2 separate regions of the Homo sapiens genome follow, and region 1 is linked to region 2. A link is a loop called in an ENCODE intact Hi-C map of the cell type or tissue named here. Cell type or tissue: Caco-2. All regions are shown on one strand. Links, peaks and the distances in the headings refer to the core of each region. The heading gives the core; the rest is flanking DNA. Region 1 has its middle 71 kb from the start of MIR3910-1. Region 2 has its middle 24 kb from the start of MIR3910-2.

The links. Peaks named below come from ENCODE experiments on the same cell type or tissue, not always from the same donor. Only the 100,000 strongest peaks of a DNase experiment are listed, where the experiment ranks them.
Region 1: a loop joins it to region 2, with 3.0 times the contacts of the local background. A loop is called at or near these places in 1 of 110 quality-filtered maps.

Annotation. Positions count from the first base shown.
Region 1 is chr9:91,559,077-91,572,418 of GRCh38, reverse strand. No RefSeq gene overlaps it. Among named protein-coding and RNA genes, the nearest start is that of MIR3910-1, 71 kb to the left of the region's middle. RefSeq lists an enhancer at 1-484. In Caco-2, for the core only: no CTCF peak of the experiment used is centred there; a DNase peak (open chromatin) is centred at 4,318.
Region 2 is chr9:91,651,612-91,668,419 of GRCh38, reverse strand. No RefSeq gene overlaps it. Among named protein-coding and RNA genes, the nearest start is that of MIR3910-2, 24 kb to the right of the region's middle. In Caco-2, for the core only: a CTCF peak has its summit at 8,407; no DNase peak of the experiment used is centred there.

The DNA.
Region 1 (13,342 bases), core at 774-8,773, 92 kb after region 2:
TGCTGGTGGAAAGGTTTACTTTAAGTCTCCCCGCTAAGCCTCTGTAATAAGAATACTCTATCTCACAGCTGTCAGCTCTTTTAAACAGTGCTGCCTCTGGTTCTTTGAAAAATGCCAGCCATTTATTTAATCCCGGCTTTGGCTTCAAGTCCACTGGAACAATGGCTAGCATGCCTGTGATTACGTTATCACCATTTCTCTGTGTTGGGAGAGGCTTTGTTGGTACATGTGAGTCAAAGACTTCTTGCTGTTTCCTGATTTTTCTCTTTGTTCTCTCCAGTCTTTCTACTTGGCACCGGTTAGTGTGCCTGGAGGTTTAAGACCAGGTATAATATAGTAGCAAGATGCAAAGCTGGCATATGATGTCAGAAGCAGGTTGAGGTTTTCTGTTTGTTGATAAACTCAGTAAAAGAAAAAAATGGATGTTGTCACCTGTCGTGGGTCATAGTAAACAGAAAGCCACCCCTCTCTCAGGCTGATGGTTGATTCAGGTTCATCCATTCAGACAAATAAATACCTGACAAATATTTATTAGATACTTAATAGGCACTATTAGTTGCTACTCACCTGAGATGGCCTAATGTGGGTAATTTCAATGAACAGCCATTCTTTTTATGAGCTTGTTTAATTTTTTTTTTTTTGAAACATTGTATTGTCTTGAGTGTGACAGAAACGTCCACCAATCTCTGTCTTCCCTTTTCCTTTGGCTATAGACTCACAACTTTTAGTTAGACACATGCTGTCTTGAATGAAGACCACATTTCTCAGCCTCCACTGCGTTTAGTGTGGCCATGTGGGTAGGACTTGGTCAAGGAGAAGGTAGCAGAATGTTGCAAGTAACTTCCAGGAAGAGTCTTTAAGAGGATGGAATGTCCTTCTTATTTCCCTCTCTTTCCTGCTGAATGAAATGCAGATGTAGTAGCCAGAATTTGAGCAGTCGTTTTGATCATGAGGTGGAAGCAATGTGCAGAAGATGATGGGGAAAAAAAGGAATTTCAACAGATTTTTGGGAGAGAAAAATCAGATGATACAACTGGTTTAGAAGGGGGAAGAAATTTACAATCCATGGTGCCTGTAGAGATTGAGGCTAATGGGAAGAGAGTGTTCTGCCTTGCAGAACTTGTGAAATGCTCAGGAATTTGAGGCAGTACATACAGTGGTCAGCTGGATTAATGAGGGCTGGCTGGAGACTGTGGAACAGTCAGACTCTAGAACACCTTCACCCTCCACACTCAGGCAAGTCACTCCTCCAGGTCCTCCAACCACTGCCCCTATAGATGAGATGAGTATTATTCACTGGAGAAGCTAAGCAGGAGAACTGCTGGATGTTGGGAAACCAACTGAATTGCAGGGTAGGGCAGTAATTGTGGAAATTACAGACATGTCTGTATGAGAAACAATTGAATCTATGCCCTCTCTCTCTCTCCCACTTTCTCTCCTAGGACATCTTTTGCAGATGTCACAGACTTCCATCTGAGGTGGAATAGTTTCACCCTGAAACCATGCAACTATAGGCTATCTATAAGAGACACATTTTAGATTCATAGAAACAAGTAGGTAGATAATAAAAGGATGACACAATGTACACTAGGCAGACAGTAGGCAAAGAGAGCTGGATTAGCTATACTAATATCAGATGAAACTGATTTTGAAAGAAGAAAAATCACAAGAGAAGAGAAGGCATTTCACAATTATAAGAGGGTAAACATATCAGAAAGATATAGCAATTATAAATGTAAATGCACCTAACACTGGGTCTCAAAATACATGAAGCAAGGACTGATAGAATTGAGAGCAGAAATAAAGTCGGAGATTTTAATTATAGTCTTTCAAATATTGATAGAACAGCAATTCATAAAGTCAAGAAGGGTATAGAAGACTTGAACAACACTATCAACCAACTTGACCTAAGGGACATATATGGAACACGCTACCCCAAAACAGAATGCACATTCTTTCCTGGACTTCAAGGAACATCCTACAGCAGTGATTTCCAACCCCTGGCAGGAACCAGTCCCAGTCTGTGGCCTGTTAGGAACCAGGCTGCACCGCAGGAGGTAAGCGGCGGGTGTGCATTACTGCCTGAGCTCCACCTCCTGTCAGATGAGTGGTGGCATTAGATTCTCGTGGGAGCACGAACCCTATTGTGAACGGCATATGTGAGGGATCTAGGTTGTGTGTTCCTTATGAGAACCTAATATGTGATGATCTGAGGTGGAATAGTTTCATCCTGAAACCATCCACCACCTCTATCCCACAACACCCACTCCACCCGTTTGTGGGAAAATTGTCTTCCATGAAACTGGTCCCCGGTGCCAAAAAAGTTGGGGACCGCTGTGCTACAGAATAGACCCTAGACCCTATTCTAAGCCATGAAACGAGTTGCATTAGTTTCCTGTGGCTGTTGTAACCAGTTGCCACAAATGTGGTGGCCTAAAACAACAGAAATGTATCCTCTCCCAAGTCTGGACTCCAGAATTCCAAACTTCCAGTCTGAAATCAGTATTACTGGGCTGAAATCCAGAAGTCAGCAGGGCTGCACTTCCTGCAGAGGCTCTAGAGGATGATCCCTTCCTGGCAAATTCTGGCTTCTGGAGGCTGGCAGCATTCCTTGGCTTGTGGCTGCATGACTTAAATCTTGAGATCCTTAATTTAATCACACCTACAAAGACCCTATTTCCATATAGTGTCACATTCACAGGTTTCAGGGATTAGGAAATGAATACCTTTGGGGAGATCTTTTTTTTTTAGCTTATCAAGCAAGTTTCAAAAAATGTAAAGGGCTTACAATAATGCAAATGTTCTGTGACTAAAAATTAAATTAGCAATCAACAAGAGAAATAAATATGGAAAACGGTTACACATTTGGAAACTAAACTACCAGTTTCCAAGTATTCATGGATCAAAGAAGGAATCACAAACAAAATTAAAAATATCTCAAATTGAATGAAAATGAAAGTACCACATTTCAAAATTTATAGGATGCCATCAGTGCTTAGGGGGAAATTTATAGGTTTAAACTCCTATATTTGAAAAAAGAAAGTTTTAAAAAAGAATAACAAGCTTCCTCATCAAGAAGCTAGAAAAAGGGCTCAGTGCTGCATCCTACCCTCCACCAGCTGCCAGAGTGAGAGGGAAGGGACCCTTTCCTCTCTGGCCTGAGAATCAAGGGCATGGAGCCCAGGGGGCAAGCAAAGCAGGGGTCTGAGGGCTCCCTCTGGGCACTGAGGGCTCCCTCTGGGTTCACTGCAGTCCGTGGGGCATTGGGCACCTGGTCCCTGAGGGCAGCTTGTAGGGGGTAACTCTCCAGCATCCAGGTCTCCCGCCCCTCCCTTTTTTCCCCTCTATCTTTTCCTATTTGGAATGAAGTGTGGTCAGTCCCGGAAGAGAGACAGTGGCACTAAAGCATCCCTGTCCTAAATTTAGGAGGGTGGGGGATGGAAGGAATGCCTGATCCTGGAGAGGGAAGCCCTAGGCTTCTGTGAGGGCATGGGGTGGGGAGCTGCCAGCTGCCCAAGGTCAGGAAAAAAAGTTGTGCTTAACTCCGCAGCAGGGTGCCTTGAAGGGTTGTGAGCACAGAAGGGAGAGGGCCACACGGGGCTGTGGATCCTCTTTTGACTGTGGCAGAAGAATAGGAAAGATTCTAAACTGTTTGGATGCAGAGCCTTTGACTCTGAAGGCAGGAGGTAGGATTTTATCACAATGCACATGCTACCCTCGCAACTGAGCCTGGCCTCAGGACTTGGACCTTAAGTTAGGGGTTCTATGCTTGACACATACTAGTAGTGATTGATAGGGACAGGATGCAGGGAAATTCTGGACAGAAGATGGTGAGTGCTCAGCAAGGGTCCCACCTTCAAGCCAAAAAGCCTGAAACCACTGCCCAAAGTGAGAACTTACATCCCTGTTTTCCCCATCAAATGTTGCCTTTTCCAAAACCACCCATACCCCTACCCCATCCCATCCTGTGTCTATAAAAACCCCAGGCTCAGCCAGCAGAGAGAGGAGAAGCCACTGGATATCAGAGACTATGGCTGAACATCAGAGAGAAGCAGCTTGACTTCAGAGGGACAGCTTGATAGTGTAACTTTAGGGAAGAATCTGGCCGGAGAAGGCTGGACATCAGGAGATTACCTTCCCACTCTGTCCCTTTTTCAGATCCCCTTCCTGCTGAGAGCCACTTCCATCGGCAATAAATCCCTGACATTTACCATCCTTCAATTTGTTCATGTGACCTTATTTTTCCTGGACGCTGGACAAGAGCTTGGGTGTCACGAGTGTGGATGTAAAAGGCTGTCACACTGACCCTTTGCCCTCGCTGGCAGGAGGCAGCTGCCTCAGGCGAAAAGGCAGAAGGTTGACTGAGCTGTTAACACTTAGGCTGCCCGTGGACAGCAGAGCTAAAGGAGTACTGTAACACTCCCTCTGGGGCTTCAGGGGTCATGGGTACCCCTTGCAGATGTTGAGGCAGGCCCGCATAGAGTTTTGCTCCTGCCAGAGCCCACAAGTGCTCGTCCTGGCTCCAGCACCTGCTCACCTGAAGTCCCCCTCCCACGAGGGGTGGAACGCAGCAGGTTCAAGCAAGTGGAGTTTGCCCTGTCGGTGCTGAAGTAGTGGCTAGTTCCAGTGCCCGTGCACTCCAGTTCCCACCCACAGAGAGGTCAGGGAAATATCCTGCTTCATTGTAGTGTCCAGACTAAAACAAAACATAAAAAACCAAAACCCTAGAAAAAGGAGTGAATTAAAGCAAGAGTAAGTAGAAAAAGAAAAAAGGCAATAATGAAAATCAGACCAGAAAAAAGTCAATTTTTAAAAAGACCAATACAGAAACATCAATGAAATAAAAAATTCATTCTTTGGAAAGATCAACAGAATTGATAAACCACTAGGTAGACTGATTAAGAAGAAAAGAGAGAAGACACCAATTCCAAAATTAGAAACAGAATAGGGAACATCACTCAGACTAAAGAAATTGAATGGATTAGAAAGATATTATAAACAATTGCATGCAAACAAACCCAAGAACCATAATGGAATGGACAAATTCCTAGAAAGACATAACTGAAACTGTTTCAAGAAGAAATAGAAAATCAAGTAAGGAGTTTTAATTGGTGATTAAATTGCCCCATAAATAAAAACCTGGCCGAGCACAGTGGCTCATGCCTGTAATTCCAGCACTTTGGGAGGCCAAGGTGGGAGGATCACCTAAGGTCAGGAGTTCGAGACCAGCCTGGCCAACATGGTGAAACCCCATCTCTACTAAAAATACAAAAATTAGCTGGGCCTGGTGGCAAGCACCTGTAATCCCAGCTACTCAGGAGGCTGAGACAGGAGAATTGCTTGAACCCAGGAGGCGGAGGTTGCAGTGAGCTGAGATTGCATCATTGCACTCCAGCCTAGGCAACAAGAGCAAAACTCAACCTCAAAAAAAAAAAAAAAAAAAAAAAAGAAAGAAAAGAAAAACCCAGGCTCAGATGGATTTACTAGTGAAGATCTTCAAATATTTAAGGAGGAAAAATAAAAAGGATTATACAAAAACTTCAGAACATAAACATCCTGTCCCTATCAATCACTACTAGTATGTGTCAAGCATAGAACCCCTAACCTAAGGTCCAAGTCCTGAGGCCAGGCTCAGTTGGGAAGGTAGCGCGTGCATTGTGATAAAATTCTACCTCCTACCTTCAGAGTCAAAGGCTCTGCATCCAAACAGTTTAGAAACTTGCCTGTTCTTCTGCCACAGTCAAGGAGCAAGGAACACATCCCAACTCATTTCATGAGGCCAGTATTACCGTAATAACAAAGCCAAAAGAAAAATATTGCAAGTACAGAAAGCCACAGATCAATATCACTTGTGAACATACACATAAAAAGTCTTTAAAAATATTAACGCACTTAATCCAGCAACAAATAATAATAATAAGCATTACACTACGATCAAGTGGGAGTATCTACCAGCAATGCAACGTTGTTTAACATCTGAAAATCAATTAATGTAAAATACCATATTAAAAGATACAGGGTGAGTGGGAGTGGTGGCTCACACCTGTAGTCTCAGCACTTTGGGAGACTGAGACAGGAGGACCCCTGGAGGCCAGGAGTTTGAGACCAGCCTGAGCAACAGGCCAGATAAAATATATATTTAGTCTTCAATCCCCGTTTCCTGGCATAGAACTCCTAAAATCCTTAGACTCGCTTAAGTGACGTCTGTTTGTATCCCAATGAGTTGACTGATGGTTGGCAGCCCTTAGGCAGCTTCAAAATGGGGCCTGGTCACTGCAAAGACATATATATGAGAAACAATTGGGCCTATGACCTCTAAGGCAGGATTACAGGGTTGGGACTTCCAGCCCTACTCCTCAAACTCCGGGTAAGGCAGAGAAGCATGGCCAGTGATGTAATCAATCATGCCTACAAAATGAAGCATCCATAAAAACCCAAGAGAATAGGATTTGAAGAACTTCTGGATAGCTGAACACGTGGACGTTCCTGGAGGGTGCCATGCTTGGGGAGGGGATGGGAGCTCTGCACCTATCCCACATACCTCACCGTATGTGTCTCTTTATCTGTTACCTTGTAATATTGTTTATTTAGAGATGGAGTTTCACTCTTATGCCCCAGGCTGGAGTGCAATGGCGTGATCTCGGCTCACTGCAACCTCTGCCTCCCAGGTTCAAGCAATTCTCCTGTCTCAGCCTCCCAAGTAGCTGGGATAACAGCCGTGCGCCACCACATCCGGTTAATTTTGTATTTTTAGTAGAGATGGGGTTTCACCACATTGTCCAGGCTGGTCTTGAGCTCCTGACGTCATGTGATCTGCCTGCCTTGGCCTCCCAAAGTGCTGGGATTATAGGCATGCGACCGGCCTTAATATCATTTATAATAAACCAGTAAACATAAGTGTTTCCCTGAGTTCTGTGAGCCACTCTGGTAAATTATCAAACCTGAAGAAAGGGTTGTAGGAAGCCCAACTTGAAGCTAACCAGTTAGAAGTTCTGGAGGCCCAGACTTGTGATTGGTGTCTGAAGAGGGGGTAGTGTGAGAGACTGAGCCCTCAGCCTGCAGGATTTGATGCTATCTCCAGGTAGATAGAGTCAGAATTGAATTGGAGGACACCCAGTTGGTGTCTGCTGCAGAACTGATTGCTTGCTTTGTGTGTGTAGGAAACTCCATGGCCCTTCAGTCACGGAAGTCTTCTGGTTGATTGTTGTGGTGTGAGCAGAGGAAAAACAGTCTGAGTTTTTCCACCTTCAATGAGTCTGACTGACCAGTTAATAAATCTGTTTATTAATTCTTTTTTTATCATCAAATGGTTTTTCTGCATTTGTTGACATGTTTGTATTGTTTTTCTTTTTCAATATGTTAATATGGTGGATTACACTGATTGATTTTCAAATGTTAAATCCACTTAGCACTTCTGTGTCAATGGCTCATTGATGGCAGACCCTCTGCCTCTGGCCATCTCTGGGCCTTTCTCTCTTGCCTGTGTCTACATGATCATTTTAGATATCACATTAGCCTTCAAGGCAGAGGGAGGCATGGCTCTAGTAAGATCCACCCCCCCCCTTTCTATCCGGAGAGAAATGATTTTCCTATAAGCCCCCTCAGCAGATTCTTTCTTTGTGTCTCATTAGCCAGACCTATGCCATGCCACATGGCTACCCTTGGACCTAAGAAAGACTGGAAAAGCAAGACTCTTATCCAGGAGTATGTTCACTGTTACCATAATCAAATCTGATTCAAAGTTGCAGGGAAGATGAGAGAAAGGACATTAGGTATGCAACTTACCATGGCCCCTACAATAACCTTTGTCTTTCTAATTGGGTTTTTGTATTTTTCTTCTTTATCTGTGGTGTTTCTTTACATATTCAGATTTTAATATACTACAAGCTAAGCACATGAAAATATCTTCTCTCAGTGAAAGATCTCCCTTTTCCTTTTACTCCATAATGTCTTTCACATGTTAATTTTTATGTAGTGGATTTTAAAAAGTATTTCAATTCATGGTCTGTGCTTTTTTTTGTTTGTTTGCTTAAAAAAATCCTTCCTTTGTTGGAGATTGTTTTTTCTGTGGCAACCCCACATTTCATGCATTGTGAAGCTGTTTCTCCAAAAGAGCTGTGTGCTTATTTCTTCTGGGGTAGTTCTTAATCCATTACAGTTTTGTGAGTTTCTTGCCTTGAAGCGTCTTACAGCACGAGGACAGTATAAATTCTAGACTCACATGTGGCTCTGGCTTGGCATTTTTATTCCTAATGAAAGATATTTTGTTTTCTTTCCAGATCCTTTGATGGAAGAAGCCTCTTTGTCGTTACCCTGGCTGGTGGGAGGAACTTTTTATCACCTCTTAACCGACATTATAACCTTTAGAAACCCCCAATTTATACCAAGGTCTTAACACTTGGACCCACAGCCTCATATCTTGTCTTTCTGTGGGTGTTAACATCCAAGTCTGGCTGTTTGACCTATAACTTCATCTAATACCATTCTCATTCCCCAGGATGCTATAGCAAGATCGTGCAAGGTTGACACTCCCACTCTCCGATTGTTCCTTGTGTCTGGCATTTTCTTTCTTGTGAGATAAACTGCATAGTCGAACTTTTCTCCCTTCCTTTCTTTCTCTTCTTCTTTCTTTTCCTTCCTTCCTTCCTCCCTCCCTCCCTCTTTCCCTTCCTTCCTTCCTTCCCTTCCTGCCTTCCTTCCTTCTTTCTTCTCTCCCTTCCTTCCTTCCATCCTTCCTTCCTTCCCTCCCTCCCTTCTTCTTTCTCTCTTTCTTTTCTTTTCTTTTCTTTTCTTTCTTCTCTCACTCTGTTACCCAGCTGGAAGTGCACTGGTGCGATTATAGCTCACTGCAGCCTCAAATTACTGGGCTCCAGCAATCCTCCCATCTCAGCCTCCCAGGTACTTGGAACCACAGGCACATTTTAAAATTTTTTGTAGAGACAGGATCTTGCTATGTTGCCCAGGCTGGTCTTGAACTCCTAACCTCAAGCAATCCACCTGCCTAGGTCTCCCAAAGTGCTAGGATTACAGATGTGAATGACTGCACCCATCCATGCTTATTTTTTAAAATTTATTTTTTTCTCTACTAGATTCAGCATTCCCATATTTGAAATGGGAAGAAGTTTCATGTCCATTCTGGCTTCATGTGGTTGGAAGAGGAAGCCCCATGAATATTTTTATGGATGCCCCAGTGCTGTTGAGTGCCTATCAACACCACCACGAGCTTGGCCACTTCACATCAACAGCAGATTTAATTTGGGATCTCTAAACACTATTTGTGGTTGTGTAGACAGAAAGAATTTTTCTAATAAAATAAAAATTAAATGTGGCTCTGTTTTCAAGATTAAGCTCTTAAAATGATATTGTTCAGCAAAGATGACAGATTAAAATGAAGGGAATAATTTTTTTTAAGATGACTGTGATTCTCTTCCTGTGTCCTGCTATACACATCAGTAGCTCAGGCAAAAGCAAGAGGAGACAGGGACACCGACTGGATTATGCAGCTCTTATAAGCACAGGGTTTATTGAAAGACAATTGCTTTGGATCACTAAAAAGAAGATTACTCCAGATTAATTTATTTGAGTTCTCTAAGTCATTTTTAAAGCAATAAGGAAGAGCTACATCAAATAACAATTATCTGCATTTCAAAAATCTGTTTATATAAATCTTAGAAGGAGCTCAAACGTTGAATGACCCGAATGCTTTAAATGTAAATAGAAGAAAATGATGTTGCAATTCAACAGTCTGGAGAAAAACAATTATCTTGGCTACTAGGCCTTGTATTATGCATTTCTTTATAGATGAATAGATTCTTTGAAATAAAAGAAACTTCTGTGGATCATTTAATTCCATCTCCACAAAGAGGCACCCTTTGCATAAATCATTCTAAGCATTTATGCTGGATTTCTACCACAGTGCTGAACACACAGGAAGTTGCCTTCAGTAAACCTTTCGTGAATTGAATTTATCTTATTCTTAATCCTTCCCAGGGAAAAACAGTAGGAAAGAGCTATATATTTCTCTTTAACATGCCTGTCTAGAAAATTATATAATGTTTTCCTATTGCTCACCTGCATCCCTCTTTTATTTTCTTTCTTTCTTTCTTTCTTTCTTTCTTTCTTTCTTTCTTTCTTTCTTTCTTTCTTTCTTTCTTTCTTTTTCTTTCCTTCCTTCCTTCCTTCCTTCCTTCCTTCCTTCCTTCCTTCCTTCCTTCCTTCCTTCCTTCCTTCCTTCCTTTTTTGACACTGAGTCTCCCTCTATTGCCCAGGCTGGAGTGCAATGACGCAATCTTGGCTCACTGTAACCTCCACCTCCTGGGTTCAGGCAATTCTCCTGCCTCAGCCTCCCAAGTAGCTGGGATTACAGGTGCGTACCACCATGATTGACTAATTTTTGTATTTTTAGTAGAGACAAGGTTACACCCTGCTGGCCAGGCTGGTCTGGAACTCCTGACATCAGGCGATCCACCTACGTCAGCCTCCCAAAGTGATGGGATTACAGGGGTGAGCCACAGCACCCATCCCACTTCTGTTTTCTTAATCTGAGTGTGCTAGTGGTGGTGCACTAGTAAATGTGTAACAGTTGGCTCTTCAGAAAATTTTTTTGTTACAGTTGCTGATTTCTATGATGTAAATACTCCCACAATAACTTAATCAAGATACAAACCTGACATCACTGAGTACAGAGTTGGGAAGAGATATTAAATATCACATCAGTATACAGTATTTCCACTACACAGATACAATGAGCATACATATTTTTAAGAGCATAAGTAGCAGTAAAATGTAGCAAACTAATTAGGCAGTGATGAGTTTTGAGTACTTATTATCATTATTGATAAAATAGTTGATTGTAATTTCAGAGTTTATTTTTAATGACTATAACAATGATGACTTTGTGAAAAATGCCTCTTAAAGTCTATGTACCCACTTGACCGTCCCTCTGGCTCTTTTCTGTACAGATTCCAATTACTTTCCCTTCATCATTGAAGTGGACATCATCAGTTTCCTGTTTCTGCTTTCTCTCTTTCCCCCCAAAACACATTTATTTTATTTTATTTTTTGAGGCATAGCCTCACTCTGTTGCCCAGGCTGGAGTGCAGTGGCACAATCTTGGCTCACTGCAACCTCCATCTCCCAGGTTCAAGCCACTCTTCTTGGCCTCAGCCTCCCGAGTAGCTGGGACTACAGACGTGTATCACCACGCCTGGCTAATTTTTGTATTTTTAGTAGAGATGGGGTTTCACCATGTTGGCCAGGATGGTCTCGAACTCCTGACGTCAGATGATCCGCCCACCACAGTTTCCCAAAGTGCTAGGATTACAAGCGTGAGCCACGGCACCCGGCTGGAACACACTTTTCAACTAAAGTTCAGCCTCTAACTTCCCTCTTCGATTCCTTAGCAAAATATGCTATTATACAGGGTTTTCTACAAATAAGCAACTCATGTAGTAGCAAATGTAGAAGCAGAAAGCCATTGTGAGGGCTCAATTAATACAATGAACTATATTGGTAGAATAAAGCCTAATAGATATAAAAAGGGTTTCACAGAAATCCAACACCCTTTCATGACAAAAACTTTTCAACAAACTAGAAATAGAGGGGAACCCAGTCCATTTATGTTCTTAAAATTATATATGTTTATTGTATCTGTGTAGTGGAAATACTATATACTGATGTGATACTGAGTATCTCTTCCCAACTCTGTATTCAGTGATGTCAGGTTTGTAGCTTGATTAAACCATGGTGGGAGTATTTACACCACAGAAATCCCCAAATGCAACAAAAAATGTTTTGAAGAACCAGTTGTTATACATTTACTAACACGCTACGAGCACATCCAGCTTCAGAAAACAGAAGAATGCTGGTGAGCAATAGGGGCAAACTTATTCAGTGTTCTAGACAGGAATGTTACAAAAAGCCTGCAGCTAACATCATATTTAAGGGTGAAGGAAGGAATGCTTTCCTTCTAAGATCAGAAACAAGATAAGGATGTCTGCTCTCACCACTTCTATGTAACAATGGACTGGAGGCAGTCAGGGGAAAAAAGAACAAAAGAAAGAAACAAGTAGAGAGAAAAAAATCCAGATTAAAAAGGAAGAAGTAAATTATCAGATGATATGACTTTATAGACACAAAATCCTAATAAAATCTACTAAAAACTATTAGAAATAAGAGATGAGTTGAGTAAGATTGCAGGATGAAAGATCAATGTACAAAAGTCAATTCTATTTTTATTCTTTTGCAATGAACAAGGATTCTAAAAATAAAATTAAGAAAACAGTTCCATTTAAAGTAGCATCAAAAAGAATAAAATATTTAGATATAAATTTATCAAAAGAAGTACAAAAATTTGTATAATGAAAACTATAAAATATTGTTAAAAGAAATTAAAGGCAATCTAAATAAATGGAAAGACATCCCATTGTTTTGGATTTGTTGCTGTTAAAATGGCAATACTCTCCAGATTGATCTATAGAGTCAACATAATTCCTAGCAAAATCCCAGGTAGCTTTTTCCAGAAATTGACAAACTAGTCTTAAAATTTATATGGAAATGCAAAGGACCTAGAATAGTAAAAATAATCTTGAAAAAAAAAGTTGGAGGAGTCATTGTTCTTGACTGTGAAACTTACCGTAAAGGTAGTGTTTGTAGTTGCATACACTACAACAGATAGTGTTGTACCGGCATAAGGATAAACATATAGGTCAAGGGAATAGAATTGAGTGTCCAGTAATAAACTCTTAGATTTATAGTCAACTGTTTTTCAACAAGGGTGCCAAGACAATTCAATAAAGAAAGAATATTCTTTTCAACAAAAGATACAGGAACAACTGGATGGCCACACACAAAAGAATGACAAGGACCCCTATGTTACATCATACACACACATTAACTAAAAATGGATCATAGACCCAAATGGAAACGTTAAAACTATAAAACTCCTGGCAGAAAATATAGGAGTAAATCTTCATGACTTTAGATTAAGCAAGGACATCTTACATACGACACCAAAAGCACAAGCAATGAAAGAAAATAAAAGATTATTGCTCTATATCAAAACCAAAAACTTTTGCACTGCAAATGATGCTATTGAGAAAGCAAAAATAGAACCCACAGAACGGGAAAAGACATCTGCAAACCATACATCTAATAAGGGACTTGTATCCAGAATATATGAAGAACTCTTACAACTCAATAATAAAAAGACAACCCAATGTTCAAAAGTACAAATGACTTCAGCAGATATTTCTCCAAAGAAATATGCAAATGACTGATAAACACATGAAAAGTTGCTCAACATTTTTAGTCCTTAGGGAAACGCAAATCAAAATAACAATGA
Region 2 (16,808 bases), core at 4,779-12,778:
AATTGTAGAGATAGGAAGCAGATTAGTGATTGCCAGGGATTAGGAATGATGGGGTGGGAATGGAGGTGGGTGTGAACAGGGAGATCTTTGTAGTGATGGAATACTTTTGTATCTTGATTGCAGTGGTACTTACACAAATTTGCACATGTGATAAAATGACATAGAGCTATAAGCACACTGTACAATGTCAAGGTCCTTGTTTTGCTATTGTACTATAGTTATGTAAGATATAAGTAACCATTGGGGGAAACTGGGGAAGGGTACCTGGGACTTCTATGTATTATTTTTGCAACTTCTTATCATCTATAATTATATTTTTAAGAGCACCAACCCTAACATAATATAAAGTTACAAAAATTAAAGCAATGTGGTAATAGCAGAGACCAGTGTATCAGTGGAACAGAGTCCAAAGTTCAAACAATTAAATATGGAAATTTCACATATAATAGTAGTGGCATTTCAAATCTAAAAGTATGGATTATTTAATTGAGAAAATAGGCAAGCCAAAACAAAACAAGTTAGTCACATGTATAAATTCATAAATATGTCAAGTCACTCACATAAATTCCAGAAGGTTTCAATAACTAAAATCCTAATTATCAGTGGCAGAAAACATATATTATTTTCATAATATCCAGGTGGAAGGAGTCTTTCTAAGCATGATATAGAATTCGGAAGCCTGAAGGAGAAGGATAACAGAGCTGATATTTAGAAATAATACTTTGTGATTCTGGAAGCTATACTATAAATAAAGCAAGACCTATGACAAATTTTGAGGATATATTTGGGACACAGTAATGAATAATACATAAAATACCTAATGAGAAAGAAAATAGATAATAGAAAAACAGACCAAAGGAATGAACAGAGAAAAAAATTAAAATGCCAAAGAAGCTCAATGTTACCAATAATTAATGAAATCCAAATGAATATACTAAGACATCATAAAACATTTATCACAGTGGCAATGATTTAAAATAACTCACTATACCTAGTGTTCTGAGGATGTGAGGAAATGGGCACTCATAGAAAGTTCGTGGGTAGCGTCGCTATTTGGATGACAATTTGGCAATAGCTAGAAAAATTTAAACATCATGACCCTTGGATCCAGTAGTTTAAATTTTAGAAATTTATCTCATAAAATTATTTGGGCAAGGGTGTCAGCATATCTGGAAGAGGAAGTTATTTGCAGCACTGTTTCTAATTTTCCAAAGTTAAAACCACTATAGACTCTTTCACTCAACAGTTAATTGGTACATACAATGTGTTGTCTCCATTTATTAGAATTATTGTGCAGATTTTAAGAATTGTGGAACAAAACTACATATACCATAAATACTTGCAAATGCAGGGGGTATCAGTTTAAGTGAAACTTGAATTTTAAAGCATGAGGATGCAATTTAAGCTTCTATCATATATTAGCAATTGTACATGGGTGTGTGTCTATATATATAGATACACCTATGTACACACACACACACACACACACACACACACATATTTACGCATACTTATGTAATCATAGAATCCCTTTACAAAAGGATCCAGAATAAATAATAAATCTTTCTAGAGAGAACTGTGGGATGGGGAATTTGGGAAAGATTATTTATTTTCTTTAATATACTTTTAAACTTTATTAAAGTGATGTAAAAATATTGCTTAAAATGTGAAATGAGACCGGGCGCAGTGGCTCACGCCTATAATCCCAGCACTTTGGGAGGCTGAGGCAGGTGGATCACGAGGTCAGGAGTTCAAGACCAGTCTGGCCAAGATGGTGAAACTGTGTCTCTACTAAAAAAACAAAAAAATTAGCTGGGCGTGGTGGTGGGTGCCTGTAATCCCAGCTACTCAGAAGGCTGAGGCAGAGAATTGCTTGAACCTGGGAGGTGGAGGTTGCAGTGAGTCGAGATCATGCCACTGCACTCTAGCCTGGGTGACAGAGCCAGACTCCATCTAAAAAAAAAAAAGGGAATGGTATACAAAGTTTAAAGTGAAAACTGGCCTTAGATGTTAGATGTGGGTTAAAAGTCTCCAGGTGGTGGCTCTGGCCTGTAATCCCAGCACTTTGGGAGGCCGAGATGGGTGGATCACCTGAGGTCAGGGGTTCAAGACCAGCCTGGCCAGAACAGTAAAACTCCATCTCTACTAAAAAAATACAAAAATTAGCCAGACATGGTGGTGGACGCCTGTAATCCCAGCTACTTGGGAGGCTGAGGCAGGAGAATCGCTTGAACCTGGGAGGCGGAGGTTGCAGTGAGCCGAGATCATGCCATTGCACTCCAGCCTGGGGTGACAAGAGCGAGACTCCATGTAAAAAAAAAATAAAGGTCTCCAGTTAAAGATAATTTGACAAGGGAAAAACCACTATTGAAATAAAGTAAGTAACACTGGAAATAAAAAAGAAGAAAATATGAATTAGGCCAACACAGGGATCTACACATCAGCATAGACCTAGACTTACCTTCCTGTTTTGTGACTCTATGACACAGCACTGTTGAGCGGTTACTGATATTTCCAAAGGAACTAAACCTCTTCAGGTGGTTTAAGAGACAACATGGCCAGGAAGTGGGACCGCAGGACCTGGCAGCAGGGCGTGATCATCTCCCTGGTGTATGAAGGGCAGTGATCAGACAGACACCATCAATGGGAGAGTGTGCTTGTTCAGCTGTTGTAGTCAATGGGAGTAACTGCTTGTGTCTTCCTTGGTTGGGGACAAGGAAAGAAGGAGGAAAGAAGGAGGTGCCCAGAGTATAATGTAACAACAATTTCTCCAAGACACCAACAGCCTGCTAGAACTTCCGCCTTGTTTCCACTGTTTCACAAAGATGCCATACAAAATGGTGGCACTTGGAATGCTTTGTCCCTAAAGCAACACGAGGCCGAGCGCGGTGGCTCATGCCTGTAATCTCAGCACTTTGGGGGGCCGAGGCGGGTGGATCATGAGGTCAGGAGATCAAGACCATCGTGGCTAACACAGTGAAACCCCATCTCTACTAAAAATTCAAAAAATTAGCCGGGCGTGGTGGTGGGTGTCTGTAGTCCCAGCTACTCGGGAGGCTGAGGCAGGAGAATGGTGTGAACCCGGGAGATGGAGCTTTCAGTGAGCTGAGATCGTGCCACTGCACTCCAGCCTGGGTGACAGAGCGAGACTCTGTCTCAAAAAAAAATTAAAAAAAATAAAAAAATAAAATAAAGCGACACGATGGACCTAGTAAAGGTCTTCAAGGGTCTGTGTTGCATCAGCTTCAGACTTTCCATGGCAAGCCATAAAAAGAATCTAAAATATGCTCATTCTTGAGAGACCCTAGTCTCTAAATTTCAGATTTCACACATCATTCAAATTATTAATCTTCTTTTCAAATGGTTCTGGGGACCGCCAAGCATGCGATTTTTTCTTAGTATTTTATGTCTTTCTTTTTTACGTTAACAAGCAGCAGTGTTTTCTTTGTGGAATTAAACTCCACAAAAATATCTTTGCAAGCAGATTTGTGTCTTGATAACAATCTGTTGATTAATTTGGCGGTAGAATGCTGATGGAGTGCGTGAATCTCTGGGAAGACTTCCAGCAGATACACATCAGTGTAATTAAACGCTTCCAGCATTTTACAACTGTCAGGATGATGTTTTACCATTCTGACACCCAGCCTGGCTTCAGCTTGAAGGGGAGTGTGTGTGTGTCTTTCACCGCAGTTCATGTGCTAGTTCACACTGCCTACCCCTCAGTTTCTTTCCTGGATTCCTTGAAGACGCAAGAGGGTTGAAGATACATGAGGTTGAAGATACAGGAGGGATACAGAAATATCCGAGGGTTGCAGCTTCATCTGTTCTTCCATCTTTCCCCAAAGATCCTTCTCTGCTTTCTCCAAAGGTGATGCTGATAATCAGGAAGGCAGTCCAAGAGGTGGGGAAGAGGGGAAGAGCATAGGTTTTTGGAGTGAAACAGAACCATATTTAAATCCTGGTGCCATTTACAAGTTTTGGGACAGAATCTATTTCCTCTTGTGTCTAATGGAGTAAGAACATTTTAATAGGAGACTTGGGAATTAGAAGGCAATGTTTGGGAAGTGCTCATTAGTCCAGGGACATGGATATATGGGACTTAGAAGTCCTTAGTAGTTGCTAAAATGCAAAAGGCTTTTACACTTTTTGAAACAGCTTTACTTATATTGAATCTTGTAATCCCTCCAGCAAGCCAGGGAGGTGGGTGGGGCAGAGGTGTTTACATCCTCTTCGAGAGGAGGAATATGAGGCATTAGTCAATTGCACAACTTGGCCAGGGCTTTCCAGACCAAACCACCCTTTGGTGCCTTTGGGATGGGGTGGAGAGGGATCAGAGACGCGAACACAAAGACTGAGCGTGAGGGTGAGGTGAGAGTGTGGAGGATGACTCTGGGACCTGCTGAAACCTTTGGGACTACCTTTTGGCATAGTCGATGGGGCAGCCCAGGAACTCTTTACTGTTTGTCTTTTTGTGAGTCTTAGCGTTGACTCCCCAGCATGGTAAATCCTCTTCATAACAGGAGTGATTGCACCCAGGGGATTCATTTTTGGGAAGTAGAAAAGAAACAGGGATTATTTAGATTCCATGTCTTAAAATTCGTGGTAATTCTACCTGTGTGGGACTGCAGTTTAACTTTGCTCTGTCTTGTGCATCATAGAATCCCGAAAGCTAGTACAGTTTAACCCTTTTCTGTTATTCCATAGCCACGTGGTAATGCCTGACCTGATAGCATTTTGAAGTTCATGCAGTGCTCTCGGATATGTCATTCACAGTGAGCAGAACGTTCATTAGGACAGGGGTTTTTGAGTGTTGTGGCCACAGTCTTGCAGCTACTTATAGCAGAGTTAGGACAGGGCTCAAATGTCTTTCTCATCTCTGCTCAAGCCATCTGGAGATGGGAAACGTCTGTGGTCCACACATTGCAGCCCATGATAAAAGACACCTCCTTGCATTGAAATTGCTTCTGCTTGATTCTCATCCATCAACTATGCATTCTTTATTTCAAATATGTGTTTGTGTAGCTTCTGTTGGTAACTTATGAAACAGAGCCAAATCCCTCCTCTAGAGATATCTCTTCACAAATTTAGCGACAACCCTCACGCACCCCCCATGCCTTCCTTTGTGCTCCTCTTTTCAGGCCATGACCCCCAGCCTGTGTGTCCCCCACACAGTGACGAGGGTTTTAGACCCCTCCCATTCTAGTTGCTTTGCTTGAGAGACATCCCAGTCCGTCCTTTACAACATGCTTCCTGCCCACAGCCATGGTGCTCCAGTATGGTCTAAACCTTCAAAGTAGAGCATGTGTTCATCCTTGGGTCTCCAGCCCCAGACCCTGGCAGACTGAAATACCCAAACAGAGAGCAGGCAGTCACGGCATCCTAACCTCCACTTGCTCCTTGGCTTTTGTTCTACCTTCAGTGCTTCACTGTATTTTGGCCACGGGTTTGGGCACCACTGGATCCTGCACTTACTCTCTTACATGTGGACTTCTGTCTTCCCTCTGCTTGGTAGTGAGTTTGGGCATCGCCATCATCTCCTTGGATGAGAAACCCCTGGATACCTGGAACCCTACGGACAGGTTCATCCCAGGCAATGAGAGCTGGAGAATACACACGTGGAAGAACTATGACCACCTTTGTTCTATATATGGCAACTTTTTAATACACCTATGGCCACATTAGCTTTGTGAGAAGCTATTGAATGAGTTTACGGTTCACTAAGCCCCACCTCCTAGTCTTCATGTGTCTTGTTTTGTACATGCTGTTCATTTCTTGGATTCAAGTAGAGGACTTCATGTTTATTCCTCTTATACTTTCCTTTGTAATATCTACTGTTCATCCTGCAGTTCAAGGTATTCTCGGACTCCAACCTGTCATCGTGAGTACTCACCATTCTTCAAAGCTTCCAATCATTCATTAAGCTTAGTTAAATTTAATTAATTTATTTTAACATTTTGCTTTCAATTCCTTTTTATTTCAATAGCTTTAGTTGTGCAAGAGGTTTTTGGTTACATGGGTGAATTGTATAGTAGTGGAGTCTGGGCTTCTAGCGTACTCATCCCCCAAATAGTGTACAGCGTACCCGATCGGTCATTTCAAAAGGTTTCCCAGAATCTTTTCTTCTTTTCCACTTTTGCAATCTTTCCTCACTTCCCCCTTCTTTCCCACCTAATAGAGAAGTGACATTTCACTTCTCTTTTACACACACACACACACACACACACACACACACACACACACATACATTTTCTTCACTTGGGATATAAGAGTCAATGTTAAACCAGGAGTAACCTCACCAAGAAATTTGGCAATTAGGTAAGGACCATAAAGCTCCACAGGAGAACTACCAGAGGCTTGCAAATCTCCAAGGCGTGGTCCATGTGAGAAATCTTGGAGGAGTAGGAAGGCCCTGGGAACTCCACTGTGAGAAAATGCAACTCAAAATCAAGGAATGCCGCTTCAAGTCAATTCGTCAAAAATACATGATGGAGAAGAAGTAGAAGTAAAAAGTTTCCACTAAATGTCAAGGATATTACACAGGGGACTAAGAAAGCATTTACCATTTGAGTTCCTGAGGAATCCATCAAAGGAGGCAATGTATGCACAAATTCTGCTTGAAGTGTGTTTGGGACCTGGGACCAAGACAGCGGCAGGAGACAGGAGAGGAATGTGGCGCACTCCAAAACTCAGGACAAAGTGCCTGCTAGTTTCTAACATGAGTGAAACAGGTTTATCCAGCATTTCAACACTCATTTTAAATGCATTTAAATTCAGTGTTAATGTTGGAACATTTCAGTGATGCATCGTATCACTGTAGTGTTTTCTTCACCATGTCAAATGCCTCCTGGAAGTTCCTGCTGCCCATAGAGTGAATCTAAGCTCTGTTACTGGGACATCCAGTCCACATATATGAAACATTTCTAGTATTTAGTATACAACCATATTTAGAAATATATAATATATAAAATATATCAGAGATTGACAAACTATGACTCATGGGCCCACTACATGTTTTTGTAAATAAACTTTTATTGCCACACAGCTATACTCATTCATTTACATATTGTTTATGGCTGCTTTTGCTACGATGGCAGAGTTCAGTAGTTGCAACATAGGCCATATGTCCTGCAAGGCTGAAATATTTACTATCTCCCCCTTTAAGATAAAGTTTGCCCAACCTGTCATACATAATATAACATATGACATCTAACATGTAATATATCACACATGCTATATTTATAAAAATAATAATATACTAAATTGTGTATAATATGAAATATATGATAATATATCATATTAGATCATAACTCATCTATAATTCTTATACTTGTCTAAAGTTTGGGGATAAGGTATTTGGTGGTTTGCACAATCGAACCATTAGAGCATTTCCCTAGTTTAGAGAAATTGTTGTGTTAGAACATCTAAAAATTGTGGGTTTGGTTAGAATATATGGAAACTGTTCTGCAAAAATAGTGATTGATACAGCAATTAAAAAACACAATTCTAGTTATGTTTTCCAAATAAATGGTTAACAGATGGAGTAACTTTTAAGGCTGGTTCACATCAAGGACTGTGGTTCAAATTGGGGTTGAGTGATTGATTCTCTCAGCCATTTAGAGAACACACACATTGGCGCAAAGTCAGTAGATTTGAATTTTGTGGCCCAGGCAGAGAAACAGCTTTGGGGTCTAGAGCATTCAAAAGCTAATTTGGGAGGAAATGGTATAAAAATCCAAATGTGTTGAACAGATGTATGGAGATTTTTCACTGTGTGTTTCTCTGACCCATTCAATTTGCTATGCTTTGCTCTTTGGCTAAGTCTTCACTGCAAAGTACCAGGGTAGAACTGTTCTGTGATATTATGCAGGCTTTATCCCACAAGATGACATGAGAAATCAGACCATTTATTTCATGGAGGGCCTGCAATGTGTACTTGAGCCTTTATTTTCTGCCCTCTGATTGCAACAGACAGGTAGGCCTCGGTTGCTTTGTAACTAATAACAAAGCTGTCTCATTCTAACCTACGCAGATTCAGTAGGACTTTGGTTCACAGGCATTAATGAAGAGTACATAAACTTTTGGCAGACTTGCACACCTCTTTCTGTTTGTTGACAAAGAGACATTGCATAGTGTTACTGGAGCCAAACAATTCTCATCTAATGCATATGAATAGTCACTGAATGCACAGGAATTAAATTATAAAGGCATCTGTTACACCATGAGGGACTTACCGCTAAGCTGGGCACTTCTTGTTTATTTGGAATGTCAACTAAGAACATTTCATCTGAATGAGACAATAAACTTTTTAGTGTCCCTCTGCTAAACTCAGACAAACTATTAAGTATGTGTATGATGTGGCAGCTGGTGTGGCCAGTGGTCCGCACACTCCCTCTGGAGTCGGATCAGGAGTATGGCACTGGTGGTGTTTCCTGCAGTCTCTGGTTACTACCTCCCCACCTCAGTGGCATCCCTCCCTTGTTCTGTCTCCCTCCCTTTTATAACCTGCTTCTTTTAGGGCATGAATTCACAGAGGGTTAGCCAAGAGCAACAGTGGATTTGTCATGTGGGGGATTTGCCTATTAACAGAGGGGCAAAGCTTTAGAAAGCTTCAACTGGGAAAGTTTCTCTGAGCAGCTCAGCTTTTCTTGACAGAACACCACCTGCAGGAAGAACCATGTCACTCTGCCTCCATAGGCCATAGACTGCTTTTCCAAAATGCCTCTCTCAGGACTTTAGCAGTAAAGTCTAAAAAGAGGGGTCTCTGTGGTCCAGCACACTTCAGCCCTGTCCTAAGCTATGCGCTGTGAACTGGTGGGCATGAGGAGCTAGTTACTATTTCCATGGTCCAGCACACTTTAGACCCATCCTAAGCAAGATGCTGTGAACTGGTGGGCGCGAGGAGCTAGTTATATATTTCTATGATTATTATTATTATTTTTAGACAGAGTTTTGCTCTTGTCACCCAGGCTGGAGTGCAATGGTGCCATCTCGGCTCACTGTAACCTCTGCCTCCTAGGTTTAAGCGATTCTCCTGCCTCACCCTTCTGAGTAGCTGGGGTTACAGGCGCATGCCACCACGGCCAGCTAATTTTTGTATATTTTTAGTGGAGACAGGGTTGTGCCATGTTGGCCAGACTGGTCTCCAACTCCTGACCTCAGGTGATCCGCCCGCCTTGGCCCTCAAAGTGCTGGGATTACAGGCATAAGCCACCATGCCCGGCCTAGCTATATATTTCTAATGCGGCCTTATCTCCTACCAATGGCAGTAGGATCCTGGATTGGGAATTGCTGCCATTGGATGCCCTCTGTGAAATGGGCCCCTGGGTCCTAACAAGTTCAAGACTGAGAAGGAGCGGTCGTGAGATGAAGAGGTACTTGTGGTATGACTGTGGGTAGAATGGGTGCTGTCTGGTTAGTGGGGAGAAGGGTTCTCTAATTACCAGTGGGCTTTTCTCTCTATGACTAATTAATTCTGCTTTGGATGCAGCAGCCCTGCTCTTGTCGGGAGAGATAGCATCTGCACTCATGAAGCTGGGCACCCTCACACTGCCTCATCAGCTGCATAAGCAGAGGCCTCAGCCTTGCCGAGTGATTTTGGCACAGCGTGTGTATCTTGTGAGGCTTAGAAAGCCACTGACATTTTGAAATCCTCTGGGACTTTGTTGCTCTGCTGTTATCCCGCCGTCACTCAGGGGCAGTGTGTCATCTGCTCACTATTCCCTGAGCTCATTTGCCTGGCCCTCTGTGATGTGGAGAGGGAGGGGCCGCCCCCAGCAGCTGTGTGGAGTCCGGTGCCATCCAACCTATTGGCTTCCTCATCTCACCTGGTTTTCATATCCAGTATATGCTATTTGTTTATTGATTGGGAGGGTTTGGAAATGACTTTTCTTTCCACAAATACTGAGAGTCCCAGCTTGCATGGACATGAGTGCCTTGTGTGCAGAGAACTTAGTTCTCATCTCCTGATGCTGGAACACAATGGAGTTTTTGCCAAGATTAGAGGGATGATGGGATTGACAGTCCCTAGATTTTGTTAGGCCCTGCTCAAGGGGGCTGGGTTTGAACACCACATTCTATGGTTGTCCTGCTAACAGGCAGTCATCTGAATGGGTTTGAGTAAGTGAGACATGAAGGGAAAACAAAAGACCTCACCCATCCATGAGTATGAGATCTTCCCTGACATTCCAGCACTCAGTTCACTCCTGGGATGGGGAAACTTCAGGTTTTGAAGAGCGTCTGTTGAAACAGGTAGATGAAGAAGCTAAATTCTTGGACTGCTGATGTCTAGCTGACTATATTGGACATGAATTTGTTTAGTTCTCAAAGGAATACTGGGGATATTTTCTTTCCCAGTTTACCATTGAGACGAGCTGTGAGGAGGTTTTCCCAATGGTACAAAGTAAGTGCAAGGCTGGGATCTGAACAGTCCTGTCCACGGTGCCACACTCCCCATGAGTAGGCCAACCTCAGCCAAACCTTAGAGGATCTTTGCTGGGGAAGGAAAAACCACTTCTTCCAGTGTCCAAGTATTGCAGGAAAACAAGGAGATGGAGGAGGGAAGAACCCAGGGACCAACATCTCAGAGAAGAAAGGCAGTGGAAGAGGCTAAGACATGAGTGAGAAGTGGCCTCTTGGGCTGTGCCCTGACCCCACACTCCACTCTCTGCACTGACCTAGATGGAAAACAGAGATGAACAAGTTGGGTGGCCGGGGGGCAGTCCCAGCAGAGGGGATGGGGGCCCCTGTGCTGCTGGGTGGGACGTGGCTGTGGTTTTGGTGTCTGACTGGGGACCTTGTAGAGGGGATGTCACTGCCACAGGGGTGAAGTGACCCTGGGTACCAACAGTGGGGTAGGTTCCCGAGCTCCAGGACCAAACAGCCTGAGTTGGGGACAAGACCATGCTCTCTTGCAGAGGATGGACATAAGAAAGAAAAGTACTCCTGCACCAAACCGAGGCTCTGTTAGAAAGGAAGGAGGAGGCTGGGTGCAGTGGCTCATGCCTGTAATCCCAGCACACTGGGAGGCCAAGGTGGGCGGATCACGAGGTCAGGAGATCGAGACCATCCCGGCTAACACGGTGAAACCCCATCTGTACTAAAAATACAAAAAATTAGCCAGATGTGGTGGCGGGTGCCTGTAGTCCCAGCTGCTCGGGAGGCCGAGGCAGGAGAATGGCATGAACCTGGGAGGCGGAGCTTGCAGTGAGCTGAGATCGCGCCACTGCACTGCATCCCGGGTGACAGAGCGAGACTCCATCTAGAAAAAAATAAAAAAAAAGAAAAAAATAAAGAAAAAAAGAAAGAAAGAAAGGAAAGAGGAAAGATTGACATTGGAAAAGGGTTACTGATGTTAGGAAGGGAAAATTGACAATGGGAAAGGGAAATTGATAATGGGAAGGGGAAATTGATACTAGAAAAGGAGAAATTGATGCTGGGAGGGAAAAACTGATGAAGGGAAAACAGACCCCTCAGCATCTGCCCTGCATCCAGGTGAGTGATGCCAGCCTGTCGGGAAGGCTTCGGCTAGTGATAAAGCTCATGCTCAGGCACGGAGGCACACAGAGGGCAGTGTCTCCACAGCCCTTAGCGCTGTGAGGAGTAGCTGAAAAAGTACAGCAAACCTCCTTGATTAGCCTTTGCTTCATGGTGTGATGCATTTCTGCTTCCCTGCAATTCAAGAAAGCAAGGCATCGTCTAGTGGGAATAGCTGGCCCTGCTTCTGGCAAGGCCCCTCACCTTCCTTCTGCATATCTGCACTCACCACTGGCCAGCAGCGTCTCCTCCAGGAACTTTGCTTTCTCATCTCAGACTCTGAGAGCATTGGAGTTTATATTTTGTTCTAGCTTAAAATTCCTGTCTAGCTCCACCCCCTCACCACCCCACCGGAGTCAACTGACCTCACCTTTCACTGAGAAATAAACGTGCCCTAGGAAAAACCCCGTTGTCTTCTGGAGTCAAATCCTCACTCTGCCTCAGTCTCTGTCTTCTGAGCCCCAGCTCCCATCTTCTCTCCCTTATGTCTCCTTCTGTTTCCTGGATCATCCGTCCTCCCTCTTTTTTGATTTTTCCCATCAGCCCACCACCCCATTCTCTATCTCCCATCTCCGACAAAAGACTTTGGACACGGAGCCTCTGATGTCCTCACTCCCTCCTCCCCTGCCCAGAGCTTGCCACAAGTTCATCCTCAGGCACCATCTCCTTAAAAGTGTATTTTGCCCCTATAATTTAGTGTGAATCCTTCACTTCTCCCCATTATTACCAGCCTGCTCAAGCCTCTGACACCTCTCATCAGCCTGGCTAAGAGCCTCCTGATGGATTGACCTACTTCCATTCCATTCCTTCTCCAACCTGTTCTTCTTAAAGGAATTATTATTTTTTAAAAATAGAAATCAGACTACATCATGCTCTGGTGGAAAACTCTTCCATTTTTTGCAGTCACTCAAATTCACATGAAAATCCGAATCCTTTTCCAAGGCCTGAAAAGCCCTGGGAAGTCTGAGGTTGGCCAACTCCCTGACCTAGTCTCAGCCCGTGTTCCTCTTCCAAGCTCTGTCACAGCTGATGTTCTCTTCCCCATGTGTGAAAAGCCCTTTTCCATCTCTGGGCCTTTATCTCTTGCTGTTTCCCCTGCTCTTTTTTTTTTTTTTTTGAGACAGAGTCTTGCTCTGGCACCCAGGCTGGACTGCAATGTTGCGATCTTGGCTCACTGCAACCTCCCTCCGCCTCCCAGATTCAAGTGATTCTCCTGCCTCAGCCCTCTAGAGTAGCCGGGATTACAGGACTGTACCACTATGCCCAGCTACTTTTTGTATTTTTAGTAGAGATGGGGTTTCACCATGTCAGCCAGGCTGGTCTTAAACTCCTGACCTTAGGTGATCCACCCGCCTCAGCCTCCCAGAGTGCTGGGATTACAGGCGCCACCGCACCTGGCCTCCCCTGCTCTTCTAACAAGTGCCTCCCTCTCACTTTGGAGTCCCTAAGGGGCTCCCGCAGACCTACCCGGAGCAGCGCCTCCAGCTCTCCTGGCCTTTTTGTCACATGAATCACTGTTTCTGCTTGTTTCCTCTGTTCCAGTGCTTACTGCTTTCTTATTCATTGGTCTGCCTTATCCACTAGAATGAGCTCAGTGTGCTGCTCTACCTCTTGTACCTGGAGCAGTGCCTGCAATTCACAGAGTATTTGGTGATCAGAGTCCTTCACATCTTCATTCTCCTCCCTTGCCTCATCTGGCTTGCCTGTCATTTACTTTTTTAAAAACGTTTTTATTTTGAAATAATTTTATATTCACAAGAAGTTGCAAAAATACTACAGAGTGCATTTATAGCTTTCTTTAGTAATATCTTACATAATAACCACGGAACAATCCTCCATCACCAAAAACAGGAAAATTACATTGGTATGGCACTGTTAACTAAACTGCAGACTTTATTTGGACTTCATAAGATATTACATGCACTCTTTTTAAAATTATTATTATTAACATTATTGGTATATATTTCTGTAAGATTTTATCACATGTCATGCAGTAAAGGGTTAACTCCACAGTCTTGGGATTTTTAAACCTTGCACATTCCAGAGGAAGGGCTGGCCCTTGGCTGGCTCCTGGGAGAAAAGCTCTAAACCCTTAGAATAACCTTCCTGATAAGAATGTGCTTGTATACCTGCCCATCTTGGGCCACTCCAGATAACTTATGCTAACAATGTGATTTATGGTGGGGGCCTTGGGCCATGCAGTATCAACTTGACCCCTGGAGGAGCTGGAGACTAACTAAGGCCAGTCACTTGGGCCATGCATGTCTACAGGACTGATCCCCTGTAAGAATCCTGGCCACTCAGGCTGGTGTGAGCATCTGTGGAAGGCGATACTGCCTGCATGTTGAAATACATTGTTGCTGGGAGAATTTCTATATTATTCTGTTCTTGCATTGCTGTAAAGAAATACCTGAGACTGGGTTATTTATTTATTTATTATGAGATGGAGTTTTGCTCTTGTTGCCCAGGCTGGAGTACAGTGGTGTGATTTTGGCTCACTCCAACCTCTGCCTCCCGGGTTCAAGCGATTCTCCTGCCTCGACCTCCCGAGGATTACAGGTGCCTGCCACCATGCCCAGCAAATGTTTTTTTTTGTATTTTTAGTAGAAACATGATTTTGCCATGTTGTCCAGACTGATCTTGAACTCCTGACCTAAAGTGATCCACCTGCCTTGGCCTCCCAAAGTGCTGGGATTACAGGCATGAGCCACCATGCCCAGCCTATTTCATTTTCTTGACTTATTTCACTAGCTAGGACTTCCAGTATTGTGTCGAATATAGGAGTGTGTATTAGGGTTCTTTAGAGGGACAGAACTAATAGGATATATATATATGTGTGTGTGTGTGTGTGTGTGTGTGTGTGTGTGTGTGTGTGTGTGTAGAGAGAGAAAGAGAGAGAGAGAGTTTATTAAGTATTAACTTACACGATCACAAGGTCCCACAACAGGCTGTCTGCAAGCTTAGGAGCTAGGAGAGCCAGTCCGAGTCCCAAAACTGAAGAACTCAGAGTCTGAAGTTTGAGGGCAGGAAGCACCCAGCATGGGAGAAAGATGTAGGCTGGGAGGCTAGGCCAGTCTTTACTTTTCACGTGTTTCTACCTGCTTTATATTCACTGGTAGCTGATTAGATTGTGCCCACCAGATTAAGGGTGGATCTGCCTTCCCCAGCCCACTGACTCAAATGTTAATCTCTTTTGGCAACACCCTCACAGACACACCCAGGATCAACACTTTGTATTCTTCAATCCAATCAAGTTGACACTTAGTATTAACTGTCACAGAGTGGCAGGAGTGCACACCTTGCCTAATTCCTAATCTTAGGAGGTGAGTATTCAATCTTTTACCATTAAGTATTATGTTAGCTGTAGGTTTCATGTGTGTGTGTATGTGTGCACTTCATCATATTAAGGAAATTCCCTTCCATTCCTAGTTTGCTGAGAGTTTATCATGAATAGGTGCTTTTAGCTCAATGTTCTCCATTATTTTTTTGTTTTCAATTTTATTCATTTCTGTTCTATCTGCATTATTTACTTTCTTCTACTTGCTTAGGATTTATTTTGCTCATCTTTTTCTGGTTTCTTGAGGTGAAAGCTTAGATTGCTAATTGAGAACTTTGTTCTTTTCTAATATAAGCATTTAGTATTATAAACTTCCTTCTAGGCATTGCTTTAGCTGTATCCTACAGATTTTATTTTATGTTGTTATTTTATCTTCATTCAGTTCAATGTATTTTTCAATTTCCCTTGCAACTTTCTCTCAGAACCATGGATTATTCAGAAATGTGTCATTTAATTTCCAAGTGCTCAGAGATTTTCCTGTTATCTTTATGTTACTCATTTCTAGCTCAATTCCATTATGTTCAGAGAACATACTTTGTATTGTTTAGATGCTTTTAAGTTAGTTAAATTTTATTTTATGGATCAGGATGTTATCTATAATATTGGTATGTGAAAATCGTGTGTATCCTGCTTATGTTGGGTGAAGTGTTTTATAAATGTTAATTGGATTTCATTGGTTGATGGTTATTCAGTTCTTCGATAGCCTTGATTCTTTTCTGCCTAGATCTTGTATCTATTAGGAGACACTGAAGTCCCTGATAACAACTGAGGATTTTTCCATTTCTCTTTTCAGATCGTTCAGTTTTGGCTTCATGTTGTTTGGTGCAGACACATTTAGATTGTCATATTTTTTTGGTGAAGTAACCCTTTTATCATTATGTAATGCCCCTCTTTATCCTTGGTAACTTTTATTGGTCTGAAGGCTACTTGGTCAGACATTAATACAGACACTCCTGCTTTCTTTCTATCAGTATTTGCAAGTTGTATATTTTCTACCCTTTTACTTTTATCCTGTATAGGCTGTTGAATAGCTGTTGAAATGTAGAACCTTACCACCATTTGGGTCCCTTTATCCACCTCCCTTCTTATGACATGTCTAAATATTACCTCTATATACATTAAGTCCCATATCAGACAGTATTATATTTTTTGCTTTCTACCTTCAAACATGTGTTTGAAATTTTAAGAGAATAAAAACAATCTATTTTTTTAAAACAAAATGCTTACCTTTTCATTGTTTTTTATTTCTGATTTTCCAAGTTTTCTTTTATTATTTATTTATTTATTTTTTGAGACAGAGTTTCACTCCTGTTGCTCAGGCTGGAGTGCAATGGCAGATCTCAGCTCACTGCAACCTCTGCCTCCCAGGTTCAAGTGATTCTTCTGCTTCAGCCTCCTGAGTGGCTGGGATTACAGGCATGCGCCACCATGCCCAGCTAATTTTGTATTTTTAGTAGAGACGGGGTTTCTCCATGTTGGTCAGGCTGGTCTCGAACTCCTGACCTCAGGTGATACTCTTGCCTTGGTCTCCCAAAGTGCTGGGATTATAGGCATGAACCACTGCACCCGGACTATTATTTATTTTCTCTCTGTAGAACTGTCTTTAGCAATTATTGTTTTATAGCAAGTCTGTTGGCTGAATATTTTAAAAAGTTTTCTTTCATCTGAGACTATCTTTATTTCACTTTCTTTCCTGAAGGATATTTTGCTGGATATAAGTTATTAGAATCTTATAGAAAAAAATCTATTAGGAAAAAAACTATTCTTTTTTTTCAGTACTTGAAATATATTGTGCCACTTTTTTTTCATGTTCATGAATTCTCGTCATCAATCTAGACTCATTTCGGTTTTTAAAAATAGTTTTCTCTTTTAATTGCCTTCAAATAACACGATTTTTGTCTTTATTTTTTACTAATATCTTAAATTAATGTATATTTGA